Regions from separate parts of the Homo sapiens genome. Here region 2 is linked to region 1. Evidence: chromatin contacts called from ENCODE POLR2A ChIA-PET data. All regions are on one chromosome and are shown on one strand. Each heading gives the region's core, a stretch centred on a gene start or an enhancer-like site at or near the end of the contact. The rest is flanking DNA. Distances are from core to core; before and after follow the strand shown.

Region 1 (2,905 bases), core at 222-2,721:
GGTAAGAAACATGCATCATTAACAAGCTCAATGCTCACAGAAAGACATGGCTGAGGTAGAGTCCTGAAGCACGTATGGAAAATTTTAACCCCACCAGCAAAGACACCAGCGAGGTTACCCACACACATCTCTAAGGGCCAGGAGAGTGACCATCAGTCCCCTAAAAAATTGGAAATGGATAATATGAATGCAAAATTGCTTTCTTCTTCCTTTTTGGACTGTGGCCATTACCACCCAAAAGGCCACTGGTGACCCAAGGAATGTCTTGTCTAAAGCCTAACACTGATACTCTTGCAAACCGTAACTACAACTTTCTAGAACTCACAGAAGTAACCAAAGTTTTTCCTCCTGCTGCTTCTCGTTCTTGGCATGATTTTGCTTCTGATGGTTGTCTTTCCATTAACATCTTTTTGAGTGGCTATGATAGGTTGAGTGAAAAGATACTTGATAAAATTCATACTTTATATTACGGCTATGCAAGGAATAAACAGCATTCCCACGTTTCTTTTTCCTTGGCTAAATCCATAGGCCTGTTTCCCACGAGGTAAAATGTAGTAGTAGCAGAGGAAGGCTCTAGTCCTTCCACACTCACTGAAAATTTCTTTTTTTTTTTTTTTTTTTTGAGACGTAGTCTTGCTCTGTCGCCCAGGCTGGAGTGCAGTGGCACGATCTCGGCTCACTACAAGCTCCGCCTCCTGGGTTCACGCCATTCTCCTGCCCCAGCCTCCCGAGTAGCTGGGACTACAGGCACCTGCCACCGCGCCCGGCTAATTTTTTGTATTTTTAGTAGAGACGGGGTTTCATCGTGGTCTCGATCTCCTGACCTCGTGATCCGCCCACCTCGGCCTCCCAAAGTGCTGGGATTACAGGCGTGAGCCACCGCGCCCAGCCCACTCACTGAAATTTTATATGAACTTTTTTGGAAACATAACACAATTGTCCCATCATTTATTGTTTTGTAATACACCTTAAATTATTCCAAATGTAAGCATCAAGTTTTTCCACAACATATCTTTATTCAAAATTAGGTGTGATAAGATTGTTTTAAAAGCACCTTCAAAAATAGCCCAGGTTAGCCTTCATAAAAGTCTAATTATTTAGAGGTTTTTCTAGTGGCCTTGGCTTGGCATCTGGGGACAAAGAGATAATATTGTGTAAGAATGTCCTAAGTCCAAACTGCACTGCAGAGGGCAGAAGCCCTTTGGGTGTCTGTCCACATAAATTGATAGGCATGTGTGCTTTTGTGTCTCTTATCTGAAAGAGGAAGAAGGCCTTTGAGCAAGGAGAAAGGAAATAAAAATAGAGGGGATGTTTTGGAGTTCCCCTGCTGCCCTCACAAGCTAGGGAACTAGTTTCACACCTAATGGGAAACCAGAGACCAGAACAGATGCTGACGGATCGTCCTCATGAAAAACTTGGTGAGATTCCAGATACAAGTGGTGCCATGCCTCAGATGACAGAAGAGACAAAGTCGGGGAGAGTCACACCCTTAATCTCCCTCTGCCACAGACCCAGAGCAGCTCCTGGTGGTGGTGGAAGGCACTCCAGAACCTGGGGAGGGTATTGTACTCACAGAGGACTGGGGAGCAGGACAGTGGCATAGCCCCTTGCTTCAGCTGCTTGCCAGCAGGAGCTGTGTCCCTGGGCACATCCCCTGTATTCCCAGAAGGAATTGGGAAGATGGGGAACCGGGGTGCTGGGATCCTGGGTGAGCAGCAGGTGGCTGGAAGCCACTGAGATTTAGGCAAGGATGTGATTGCAGCTGCGTTTGTGCTCACAGGATGGCAACACCTGGAGTACTGGAGCAGCTCAGCACCATATCTCTGTACCTTTCTTTCTCAAGAAATAGGCCCTTTGTCCCCTACAAGTGGCTGGTCACTGCTGAGCTCACCCCAACCTCACGTCCCAGCTGTGCTCATTGTACTTTCACCCTGGTCCCTCTTTTGCTGACCTGCCTCAAGCCTTAGTCCCTTGGAAATGAGACTTTGCCCATTTCTTGCTATCATCTCTCAGAGATTGAAAATAATTGCTGGGCGCAGTGGCTCATGCCTGTAATCCCAGCACTTTGGGAGGCCGAGGTGGGCAAATCACGAGGTCAGGAGATCGAGACCGTCCTGGCTAACACGGTGAAACCCCGTCTCTACTTAAAAAATATAAAAAATTAGCCGGGCGTGGTGGCGGGTGCCTGTAGTCCCAGTTACTCGGGAGACTAAGGCAGGAGAATGGTGTGAGCCCAGGAGGCGGAGCTTGCAGTGAGCCGAGATCACGCCACTGCACTCCAGCCTGGGTGACAGAGTGAGATTCCGTCTCAAATAATAATAATAATAATCATCATCATCATCATCATCATCATCATCATCTGACTGCCAGTGGGGTGCCCTGTTTGTTGCTGACAGTCTTCCCTGCTGCCTGCCTGGTGAAAGCACCAAGTATTGGTTTGGCCTTGAAATACCTGGAATCCCATTCTACCTGCTAATTGTCACCTCCTCCAGCCCCTCCACCATGTGACCATGTCCTTCTGCCTGATTCTGGGTCCCTCCAGGCCTGGATGGTGTCCCACAATAACACGTCCTCAGTAAGCTGTCAGCAGGCATGTTTAACTCAAGGGGACCAAACTCTGAAAATTACTTCTTGACAATCCTGTCAGTGGCTAATTACAGTTTCATTGACATGAAAATAATTTATAGCCTCTTTTAAGTCATGAAGGCAGATATATTCTATCCTCTTATTACAGGGGATCCTCAGGAAAATTTCCCAAATGGAACAGCAAACAGCCTGCAGTAGCTGTCAATCTTCCCTTCCTGTGAGAACAGGGGGTAGAGTTGATTATGACCACTGTCTCCTCTCTGCATGTCCATACTGGAAAAACAGGCTGTCCATGGGAAAACAGGCTGTGTATACTCAT
Region 2 (2,905 bases), core at 193-2,692, 92 kb before region 1:
TTGCCAATCAAGGACTCTTCTTAAAACACAGCATAGCTCCACCACCCAAAACCCTCAGTAGCATTTTAAATTCAGGAAATCTGTTTTATCACAGGAAAAAAAAAATTAGTGCAGAGATATGTGAATGAAGGGACAGATCTCTCCATGCAGTGCCCCAGGCGCTGGGGAGCCATATTGTTCGTGCTGGGTGATATTTTTCCAAACAATACTCCGCAGTGCAGCACCAGCCAAGCAACAGCCCAGCAACCACATGCAACCTGTTCCTGCCAGTGGGGATCACCACATTCCGTACAAAAATAAAGAGCTGTGTTTACTGCCCAATTCACTCATCAAGAACACTCTGATCCCAGAGCAAGCATAGGGAACCATTATATTCCTCCTTCACAGCCCTTCCAGGGGAATTAGGAATACAGCTCTGCTGTCATTTTATTTTCTGCCCAGAGCCCTATGAAAGTGAACTCTGATTATTAATATTTTAAGCATGTAAACAGCAAAACCCCATCCATGTCCTCGGTCTTGGTATCAGGATCCGGCACCGTGTGGGAGGACCCAGAAGCTGAGGGGCAGGCTGTGGTTCAGACATTGAGCACCCAGGAGCCATGTGGCTGGGTGTCTGTCAGTTAGGAATCCAGGTATCGGCCCTGGCCTCATGAGTGTTTGTGTCCAAGCTAGCCGCCTTCTTCTTTTGTACAAATGTAAGGGGTACAAGTGTAATTTTGTTATACAGCTATGTTGTGTGATGATGAAATCTGGGCTTTTAGTGTATACATCACCCGAATAAGGTATGTACATAGTACCATTCAGAGATTTCCCATCATCTACCTTCTTTCCACCCTCCCACCCCTCCTCGTCTCCAATGTCTATCATTCCACACTCCATGTCCACGTGCACACATTAGCTCCCACTTGTGAGAACCAAGCTAGCCTTCTAAACCTCTCCAGGATCTTTCTCTGGTGACAACAAAGAAATGAAGCAAGAGAGTGATCGGAGATGAGGGCAGGGGCTGCAGACTTGGCCAAGGCGTAGCGCATAGCAAAGGCCCAAAGAACTGAGTACCCTTCCAGTTTAATTGGTCCTTCAGAAGAATGGAGAGAATAGTACATTGGGGGACTAAGTGGGAAGAGATGAGAATTGTATTAAAAGCAATACAAATGTTTCTTTTTAAGGAATGGAAAGAGATTCTTGAGAAAGGCGACCCACACACGCGCACAAGAAAACATCAGCACTCATGCAGGAACAACGAGAGGCCATAGGGAAGTATTTTTAGCAAGTGGAAGTCAATCACAGCAGGGAGAGAAGAGGGGTGGGTAAAGAAGGGGCCTGGAGCCTCGCAAGTAAGCCCAGAGCCCTGCAGTGGAAGCCACCTAAACCAACACCATTCTCCCTCATCCCGTGCCTCGCCAGGATCGCTTGGAATGCCACTGGAGAGGCAAGATGGTTTTAGAAACAGGAAATTGGAAGTGTTCTGCTTAAAATGCTTCAGGCTCTGTGTGAGAGAGAAAGAGAGGGTCTGTGTGTCGATAAGAGGAGTGCTTGTGTGGACGCTCCCAGGTCGGCTTGCGGGCAGCTGGGCGGCATCAGGCGGGCCTGGCCTTGTTGACTGCTCTCATCAACAAAGGCTCGCTTGTTTTGCTAGCCATTTTCCTTGCATTTCAGAACCAAGGGTCCTTTCTTCTTTTTTCTTCTCTTGCATCAGAGAAAGCTGTTGTGTGCGGATGCTCAGGAAGGTAAACATATGCATTTTAATATCTGTGGCTCCCCCACAGTCAGTGAGCTATTTCCTCCACCCAGGTGGAAAGAGGATAGCGGGCCTCTCTGACATGCTGGTTAGTCTGAAAACAGACCGCTAAATGCGTAATGAAGAGCCTCCGAGGAGTCAATCTGCATGTTAAAATGGTGTTCAGCAGCCCGGGCTGTCACACAACATAACTTGAAGATGAATGTGCATCCAATCAGACGGCCAATCGCTGACTGGGAGGGTCCTGGCTATTAGGATTACCTGACTGCTCGGTGGCAGTGGGGTTTCCAAGGGGCCACAAGTTAACCAGCACCCCCCAAATCTGTGACAAGACAAATGAGCCCTCTCTTGGGCATCCCCAGATTTGCATGGTCAGAATGATGCCGAGAGACAGTCTGAACCAGAGAGGAACAGTTAAAGAAGCGGGTATTGATCCCAACAGAAAGACACAGGGCTTTCAGCACGTTGGAGTCCAGGGGCTGGAAGCGATAACAAAGGAAAATGTTCAGCTTGACACTTGGAAGCAGAAAGGCAGGTTCTGAGCAGCCCCACACCAGCAGGTACTACCTGCCATAAGGTTTGTGTTGCAGCCACTGCAGTCACTGCTGCTGCCACCACAACTACAGTTCATAGCCAGTAACAGCCTTCACATGAATGATGTGTAGACACCACTTTTGTCTCTGAACGCTTGACAACAATTAGGACCTGACTCCAGGAGCAGGACGTCACAGGAACACCGGAATACTGGAGAAATGAGGTTAGAGCAAAGAAATTAGCCATCTGCCTGGTGAAGACTGTGTCCTCGAGGTAGCATTTACATAGGAACAACAGGCAACACGTATCCATTTTCATTATCCTGTGCTACAGATAGACAGAGGACAAAAGGGCTTTAAGAACCGTGTTTTCTTTAAGGCCCCTGTACTTAGCGAGGCTGTATGTCCTTTTTTCCCCTTCATTCAAAATGCCTGCTGGAGCTGCAGCTAAATGACAAGCCCTGGGGAAGGATTCCTATCAGCTGGAAGTTTTATGCATTGCTCCTTTTTTGAGGTTCCCAAACACTGAAAATAGGCAGCCTAAAGCCAAATTTGGAGCATAGGAAAGGGCAGCAAATACAATTGTAAGGCTCTACTTTGAATGTTGCAAATCTCCATCTGAAAGATGGAGGGA

Evidence for each region. ChIA-PET counts read pairs that join two places held with the same protein, here RNA polymerase II (POLR2A).
Region 2: POLR2A ChIA-PET joins it to region 1 with 17 read pairs in activated T-cell. The contact joins two enhancer-like sites. POLR2A ChIA-PET finds 5 or more read pairs at or near these places in 2 of 52 experiments (OCI-LY7 and activated T-cell).

What each region holds. Positions count from the first base shown.
Region 1 is chr4:139,691,122-139,694,026 of GRCh38, reverse strand. The region is part of intron 2 of MGST2 (microsomal glutathione S-transferase 2); the gene reads right to left. Among named protein-coding and RNA genes, the nearest start is that of MGST2, 27 kb to the right of the region's middle. RefSeq lists an enhancer at 1,376-1,425. Within about 2 kb of position 1,471, at least 5 of the 41 ENCODE cell types and tissues checked have a DNase peak (open chromatin) inside an H3K27ac peak, as active enhancers do.
Region 2 is chr4:139,782,873-139,785,777 of GRCh38, reverse strand. The region is part of intron 2 of MAML3 (mastermind like transcriptional coactivator 3); the gene reads left to right. It overlaps LOC124900782 (a long non-coding RNA gene), which reads left to right. Exons shown (of 2, transcript XR_007058277.1): 2 at 1-2,905. Among named protein-coding and RNA genes, the nearest start is that of MGST2, 120 kb to the right of the region's middle. Within about 2 kb of position 1,442, at least 2 of the 41 ENCODE cell types and tissues checked have a DNase peak (open chromatin) inside an H3K27ac peak, as active enhancers do.